2 separate regions of the Homo sapiens genome follow, and region 1 is linked to region 2. Evidence: read pairs that join two places in POLR2A ChIA-PET (ENCODE). Cell type or tissue: Panc1. All regions are shown on one strand. Each heading gives the region's core, and the rest is flanking DNA. Links, peaks and the distances in the headings are about the cores only.

Region 1 (4,396 bases), core at 170-4,169, 98 kb after region 2:
GAGAAACAAACATGCATGATTGGAAATTTCCATCAGGAAGCTACTTCCCCTTGTGCAGGACTGTGAACGGACTGGACCCTTCTCTCACCTGCAAAATGACAAAGTGATGGAAGGCACCATCATCTTCAATGCCAACATCACTGGGTCTCTAATTCCCCAAACCCAACAACTCCCTACCCTTCTCCGTCTTCACCCCTCCCTACTGGTTCAGAGTTTTGCTGTCTCTTACCCAAACATTTCTGGTAACCCCCAGATGGTCTCCCCTGTTCCCTTCTCTCTCAAGTTTTATCTACCTTGCACTCCCTTGGAGAATTATTTTCCTGACAACTGCAAGATCAAGTCACTTTCAGGCTCGCAAGCTTCAGTGACTCCCGCTTTAGCCAGGTATCTAAATTTTCTGCAATGTAAATTCAACCTCTGCAAGTTCTTCTGCTGAGACCTGACTGTATAGCTCCACAGGATGAACTTGCCATTTCCAACATGAGTCTTGAAATTCCGAGAGATCTGCCTTTGCTTCTAAGGTCCCCACACAAAGTGGCCATATGGGTCCATCCTTGACACCCAGCTACAACACTGGCTTCTCCATGCTGAGCTTTCCTTTTGAATCGCCCTAGTTGGAAGCAATCTTGTGCTGTTCTGAACAATGACAGTGTCTTGCGTTGCCTGCTTTATAACCCTTACCACTTTCTTTGTCATATTTATTCACCCACATATGTTATCTCCTGTATTGTAATGTAAGGTCATAGATAAAGGTCATAGATAAAGGCAGACAAACCTAGTTTAGTTTACTATTCCCCTTTCTATTCTATTTCCTCTACATGCTCATATATAGGAAAACCCTAAAAATGTTAGTGAAATTGAGACATATAAACATTTGTGTTTCTGTCAATATCCCTCTAAAATCCAAATGTGATTGTTCTAAAAAGTACATACCAGCAATCTGTCTGGAAATCTTCAGTGACCAGGAAAATAAAATCTAATATGACAGGAGAGATCTGTATTCATTTTGATTAAATATATTCATCCAGAGACAAGAACAGATGGATATCTTCCCTTTGTACCCAGCCCATGATGAGAACAGCAGCTTCTGCTGGACTGTAATCAATGCTAGAGGAAGGACTTACCAACAGCAGCAGTTGTACCTGGAGCCAACTTTGGCTCAAGATGTTGTCCACCTGAAGACTACCTGAGCCAGCTTACTGAATGACAATGCAGAGCTTCACTGACAATTTTTTTTAAAAGTTCTCCTGCCTTCCTATTTCTTCCAGGCCTTTAGCAAGATCTGCAATGATCTAGAGCATTAAGAACCTGGCTTCCAGCCAGGCACAGTGGCTCACACCTGTAATCCTAGAACTTTGGGAAGCCGAGGCAGGAGGATCACCTGAGGTCAGTAGTTCAAGACCAGCCTGGCCACTATGGGGAAACCCCGCCTCTACTAAAAATAAAAAACAATTAGCCAGGCGTGGTGGCGAGTACCTGTAGTCTCAGCTACTTTTGAGGCTGAAACATGAGAATCGCTTGAACCCAGGAAGCAGAGGTTGCAGTGAGCCGAGATCACGCCACTGTACTTCAGCCTGGGTGACAGAGTGAGACTCCATCTCAGAAAGTAATAATAATAATGATAAAATAAAAATAAAAACCACATTCCTGTCATATTTCAGCTGTGAATCATAGGTACACAAACACAGGATTAGCTATGTTTTACAAGACAGCTTCTGGCAAGAAACTAACAAAACAGTTGCATTTTAGAAATGCAGAAACTTCAACTCCCTATCATGAATTACTGAGTGGTCCCTGGAATGAATTGCCTGTCCTGGTGCGGGGGAAAAATTAGCCCTTAGTTCATCTAACTGAGGAATAGGACGTTCTAAATTTTGGTATGATAGCTTCATCCCTGAAAGGTATTTTTCTTTCTTTTTAAAGCAGTTTCTGCAATTGACCAGAGCAATTCTCAGATACCAGCTATTGGAAATTCTCACATAATCTTCACAGACATGCTTTTCTCCTTTTGTTATTGCTCTGTCAATAGCATTTGGCCAGGGGAAATGAGAATTTTCCCATTTCCCACTAAACGTCGTTAGATAAAAATTTTCCCCTGTTAACAGAAATGATTTTGCCTTATAAAAAGTTCTTATTCTTCTTGGAACCGAGATGACTCTCTAAGATCTGCAACTTTTTGAAAAGTCATTTGTGGCCGGGTGTGGCAGCTCACGCCTGTAATCCCAGCACTTTGGGAGGTTGAGGCAGGCTGATCACGAGGTCAGGAGTTCCAGACCTGCCTGGCCAAAATGGTGAAACCCCATCTCTACTAAAAATACAAAAAGTAGCAGGGTGTGGTGGCGTGTGCCTGTAATCCCAGCTACTCAGGAGGCTGAGGCAGGAGAATTGCTTGAACCTGGGAAGTGGAGGTTGCAGTGAGCCGAGATCGTGCCACTGCACTCCAGCCTGAGTGATAGAGCAAGACTTCGTCTTGAAAAAAAAAGAAAAGAAAGAAAGAAAAAAAAAAGTCATTTGTTCTATGCGGACCAAGTGCGTTTATGTTTTTCTTTAGAAGAAGATGTTATTTTCAACAATTTGGTAGAAATCTATGCCCAAGTAAGATTTTAAAATTCAGACCAGAGAAAAAGCAATGATATGAGCCCATTCTGTTTTTATGATTACCTGTATCATCTTGCTACTTAAGGCACTGATCGTGTGGTAAAATTACGCAAGAAGAGAATAATAGAACGGAATGTATTTACATTTTTGTTGTTGATTTTGTCTCCTTTTAGAAAATGCTTTGAGAAAATTTTATATCATGAAACAAATTGGTAAATAATTAATTTAACAAGTTATCAGCCACCTTGACATCTAACCAACATTGATTTTGCTTTAGGTATTATCACTATGAATATCAAGGTTATCAGTAATTTGGGGCTTACCTGCTGAAAATAGTAAGCTTCTACTTTGCCATTTTTCTTTTTCTGCACAAATTGTGTTGGCTGGTTTTACAGGCAGGTGGCCTACGCAGTCACATGGGGCCCTTGGCTCAGAGGGGCCCCCCACTTGGTTTAATGCTCTGCTCCTGTCATCTTGAAATTCATAATACTTTTATTTCCAAGCTTGTGTTTTGTATGTAAAGTTTGTAGTTCTAATTTGCATTTCCCTAATGACTGGTATTGTTGAGTATCTGCTCATATGCTTAGGATTTGCTACATTTTCATTTGCTTAGGATTTGCTATCTTTTCATTTGCTTGGAACTTGCTGTCCTTGTGTCTTCTTTCGTTAAGTGTGCGTTCAGATCCTTTGCCCATTTTTTAAGAAATGGGTGGTTTCCTTACTGAGTTTTGAGTGTTCCTTATGTATTCCATATACAAGATCTTTATTAGATTTGTGACTTGCAAACATATCCTGCTAGTCTGGTTTGTCTTCATTCTCTGGGTATCTTTTTATTCTCTTTGTATTTCTGTGTATCTTTCACAGAGCAAAGCTTTTAAATTTGATCATATTATTTTTATTTTTTATTTTATTTTTATTTATTTATTTATTTTGAGAAGGAGTTTTGTTCTTTCACCCAGGCTGAAGTGCAGTGGTACGATCTCGGCTCACTATAACCACCACCCCAGCCCCCGGGTTCAAGCGAGTCTCCTGCCTCAGTCTCCCAAGTAGCTGGAATTAATAGGCACCTGCCAACATGACCAGGTAATTTTTTGTATTAGCTTTTAGTAGAGATGGGGTTTTGCCATGTTGGCCAAGCTGGTCTCGAACTCCTGACCTCAAGTGATGCACCCACCTCGGCCTCCCAAAGTTCTGGGATTACAGGCATGAGCCACTGCACCCAAACTGATCAAATTAAATTTATCTTTTGAAGTCATATCTAAAAACTCTTTGATAAACTCTAGGTTATGTAGATCTTCTCCTACATTTTCTTTTGCACTTTTTTAAGTTTTATGTTTAATATTTAGGTCATAATCCATGAGCTAATATTGAAAAAGTTCTGAGGTGTATATTAAGGTTCTCTTTTTTTAATCCTTTGCTCAAATTACTATTAGTAATTCTCCATTGAATTATCTTAACATCTTTGTCAAAAATCAATTAACTATATTGTTTGGCCTTTCCAAACAGTTCCTGTGCTTATCCATATACATTTTAGAATCAGCTTACTGAGTCTTATTGATTCAAAAGTTTACTGGGACTTTGATTATGCTGAATCTCCACATCTAATTGGATAGAATTGACATCTTAACGGTATTGTATCTTCCAATCCATGAACATGATATATTTCTCCATTTATTTAGGTCTCCTTTAATTTCTCTCTTCAGTGTTTTGTAGTTAAGCATACTGATCCTGCACATCATTTGTTAGATTTATATCTAAGTTTTTTTACTTTTGGCTTAATACAGCAGAAATTTGTTTC
Region 2 (4,396 bases), core at 311-4,310:
TAGCCATGAAATTGTGGTGCCTTATTTAACGGGCCATGAGGCCTCCTTCAACACCTAGTCCTATTACCTGCATCTCCAAAGAGCTGAAACCTGGAAAAAAGAGTAGGAGGTAGCAGAGTCAAGGGAGGTACCCATATTGATGGCCATAGAAGGGTGGTGGCTAGGCCACAGCAGTCAAATTGCAAACTTTTAGCCACAAGAAGCAGGGCTGCAGGTAGACGGGACTTTTGAGAATGTATGTTCCTGCCATGGAGAGATTTAAACTAAAATAGGACCAGTGGGGACACCCACACTGGAGGGGTTAGGAAAAGAGTCAGGGGAGGAAGGAGAGAAGCAGTGGAATCCAGCCCTGGAGTGGAAGGGCAGCTGCTTCCATCCTGCTCTAAGGGAGAGCTCAGGGAGTGAAAATTTCCTTTAGGTGCGTCTAAGACCAAACCACTCCTGGGAAGCAGGAATCGCTAATAGCCCTCTCTACCAGGCAACCCCTGTCTCTGCTTAGCTGATACTCAGTTCAGAGAGGCATCTCCATTGGTCCTGCTGTGGCTTCCGGAGCTGCCACAGGCCCAGCACGCAGCCTCAGCTGGCTGGCTTGCCCATGCGGCTTTATCATTTAAATGAAACAAAGATCTTTCAAGCAACTCAGTGTCACTATTTAAGACATGTATTTTAGGGCAGATACTTTATGGGAATTTTTTTTTCCCTTAGCTGGAATAAATTTCCCTCTCCTGGGGTTTGTGGTGGCGAGGAAGACCAGGAGCAAATATACTGGACGGCCAGCTAAGGCCCTTTCCAGGGCTCAATTTCATTTGTCCATAAAGAACTAGGCTTCCTTTCTGGGAGCTGACCTAGTAGTTGGTGAGAACTCACTTCTCAGCACCTAGCAGTTTGAAAACATCTGCGCTCGTAAGCCAGGCAGGTGGGGCAGGCCGTGAGATAAGACGGGGAGGGTTAGGCACTGGGCCGGACCTGCAGACCTGCCCAGGTGTAGTTGAAAGGCTCAGAATTTAAACTCACGTGGTACAGTGAGAGAAGACAGGATAGATTCAGAGGACAATTGGAGAGAAAGAGCATAGCATGAGAGCAGCCCTCAGCTGGTAGGTTTTTTGTTTTTTTTTTTTGAAGCAGGGTCTTGCTCTGTTGCCCAGGCTGTAGTACAGTGGCATGATCTTGGCTCACTGCAACCTCCACCTCCTGGGCTCAAGCAATTCTCTCACCTCAGCCTCCTGAGTAGCTGGCATTACCAGCACACGCCACCACACCTGGTTAATTTTTATATTTTTTTGTCGAGACGGGATTTCCCCATGTTGCCCAGGCTGGTCTTGAACTCCTGGGCTCAAGCAATCTGCCCACCTCAGCCTCCCAAAGTGCTGGGATTACAGGCATGAGCCACAGCACCTGGTCAACCTTGAGTTTTAAACCTGTCTGTCCCTGACTGAGGAGGCCTATGCAGGTCAGAAAACCTCCCTGGGGCCCTCATCGACAAGTGAGGCACTCACACCAGACAGGCACCAAAGTTCCCCCATCCTGTGAGGCTGGACCAGGAGGCCTCTGAAACTCCCCTCAACATGCCTGGTCACACCCTTCTCCAGCCTGAGACTGGCTACACAGCTTATGTTCAACTGAAATCAAAAGAGGGAATGAGGATAACAAACTTTACAGAGTGCATTTTAACAACTAAAAAACTGGGAAAGAACTTTCCAGAAAAACTCAAAAGAAAATCCAATGTACCACATAAAACACCTTTCAGGAATAATCAGGAGTTGACTAAACCAGGGGTCCCCACCCCTGTACCACACACTAGTACCAGTACTGGTCTGTGGCCTGTTAGGAACCAGGCTGCACAGCAGGAGGTGAGCTGCTGGCGAGTAAGCGAAGCTTCATCTGTATTTACGGCCACTCCCCATGGCTGGCTTTACCACCTGAGCTCCACCTCCTATCAGATCGGCAACATTAGATTCTCATAGGAGCGAGAACCCTATCGTGAACTACCCACACAAGAGATCTAGGTTGCATGCTCTGTATGAGAATCTAATGCCTGATGATCTGTCACTGTCTCCCATCACCCCCAGATGGGACCGTCTAGTTGCAGGAAAACAAGCTCAGGGCTCCCACTGATTCTACATTATGGTGATTTGTATCATTATTTCATTATATATTACAATGTAACAGTAATAGAAATAAAGTGCACAATAAATGTAATGTGCTTGAATAATCCTGAAACTGTCACCCCCCACCCCCTTGTCCATGGAAAAATTGTCTTCCACCAAACTGGTCCCTGGTGCCAAAAAGGCTGGGGACCGCTGGGCTAAACCACCTAAGAGGCTGCTTATCCTAAACAACAGGGCAGAAGCAGACTGCACACAAAAATACAGGTTAGGCCTCGTGGGAATAGAAATTCTAGCTCTCTGCTCAAAATGAATCATTGTCATGGCGAGAGAAGCACACTTGTTTATATACAAGTGCCTGGTGATCTTATTTCCATCAAGCTCCAGTCAGTGACTCACTGTTTGCTTACCAATGGCAAGGAGAGGTACTTTCAGTTTTCTGTAACAAACTTCATCTGCATCCACATGGAGACAGCACAATCAGCTGCTCATCATCTATGCAGAGCAGAGGCAGACGCCTCCAGGATCTGCTGAAAACTCAGTGCTCAATGCTAGCTCAGATGCTTTTTTTGTAAAAAAAAAAAAAAAAAAAAAAAAAAAAAAAAAAAGCCACATTCTCTAGCTTATGGAGCCAGTCCTTTCTGTGTGACCTTGAACAAGTTTCTAAACCTCTCTGGGCCCTATTTTCCATATATATAAAGCAGCGTTAATAATGGTATACACTTCAGAGAGTTGTTTTAAGGACCGAAAGAGATAACATATAGAGTGCTTTATATGAGGGCATGGGGAAGTCCTCAATATATGTTAGCCATTTTATAATTATACATTTTTTTTTGAGACGAAGTCTCCCTCTCACCAAGGCTGGAGTGTTGCAGTGTGATCTCAGCTCATTGCAACCTCCAACTCCCAGGTTCAAGCAATTCTCCTGCCTCAGCCTCCCAAGTAGCTGAGACTACAGGTGTGTGCCACCAAACCCAGCTAATTATTTTTATTTTTAATTTTAGTAGAGACGGGGTTTCACCATGTTGGCCAGGCTGGTCTTGAACCCCTGGCCTCAAGTGATCTGCCCACCTCAGCCTCCCAAAGTGCTGGGATTATGGGTGTGAACCACTACACCTGGCTAATTATACAGTTTTGAATAAACTTTATTTTTAAAGCAGTTTTAGATTCACAGCAAAGCTGAGCAGAAGGTACAGAGATTTCCCATCTACCCAGTGCCCGCCCATGTGTACAGCTCCACCATTATCAATATCTACCACCAGAGTGGTGCATTTGCTGCATTAGATGAGGTAACAATGAGACATCATTATCACCCAAAGTCCATAGGTTACTTGAGGGTTCACTCTTGTGTTTCACATTCGATAGGTTTGAGGAAATGTAGCATGACATGTATCTGCCATTCTAGGATCCTACAGAATGTTTTCACTGCCCTAAAAATCCTCTGTGCTTCACCTATTCATCCCTCCCTTCTGCCTTGCCCCTGACAACCAACAATCTTTTTACTGTCTCCATAGTTTTGTCTTTTCCAGAATGTCATATAGTTGGAATTGTACCATATGTGGTCTTTTCAGATTGGCTTTTTTCACTTACTAATATGGATTTAGGTTCCTAAATGTCTTTTCATGGCTTGATAGATTCTTTTCAGGGCTGAATACTATTTCATTTACTGGATGTGCCACAGTTTATTTGTCCAGCTATTGCAGCTATTATTTTAATTATGTTTTTCACATTTGCACTAGCTCTTACAAAGTATAGCCCTGGAAGAACTCTTAAACAAGCTGGCTAGGTAACACACACATGCACATGTTATAACCATGGGACAAGATGGTATGCTATCCTACCTTGATGTAACTATGCATATAATTAGCTAGATAGGACAGTGTGCTACACCGGCCAGCACAGACAGGGAATAGGATAATCTATTCATATAACAAAGAGCTAATTGTTGCTATGGAGAGCAGATGCATACAGGAGGGAGATGGTGCTGGCTGCTGGGTCCCAGGATTGTAAGGTGGACAGAAGGTGGCCAGTAGAGGAGATGAGGTGTGAAACCGAGGCAGGTGGTGCCAGAGAACAAATGTAGGGAATGTGAGAGATGAACTTAGGAAACAAAGAGAGAGGGGCGTTAGAGGACAGAGATCTCTTGTTATCATCTATCTCCAACTTTCCTCATCAGATTGGAGGGTAAAGAGTTGCTGATTATGAATTTAGAGCCCTCTGGAGCTCAATCCATTGGAAGGAGCACTGTGGCTTGAAGGAGCACGGCGGCTTGAAGGAGCACGGCGGCTTGT

What was found. Peaks named below come from ENCODE experiments on the same cell type or tissue, not always from the same donor. Only the 100,000 strongest peaks of a DNase experiment are listed, where the experiment ranks them.
Region 1: POLR2A ChIA-PET joins it to region 2 with 10 read pairs; 4 of 35 experiments call an interaction of 5 or more read pairs at or near these places.

The regions. Positions count from the first base shown.
Region 1 is chr2:105,551,014-105,555,409 of GRCh38, reverse strand. No RefSeq gene overlaps it. Among named protein-coding and RNA genes, the nearest start is that of LINC02946, 57 kb to the left of the region's middle. In Panc1, for the core only: no CTCF peak of the experiment used is centred there; no DNase peak of the experiment used is centred there; H3K27ac peaks cover 608 bases.
Region 2 is chr2:105,648,730-105,653,125 of GRCh38, reverse strand. No RefSeq gene overlaps it. Among named protein-coding and RNA genes, the nearest start is that of LINC02946, 40 kb to the right of the region's middle. In Panc1, for the core only: no CTCF peak of the experiment used is centred there; a DNase peak (open chromatin) is centred at 2,445; H3K27ac peaks cover 450 bases.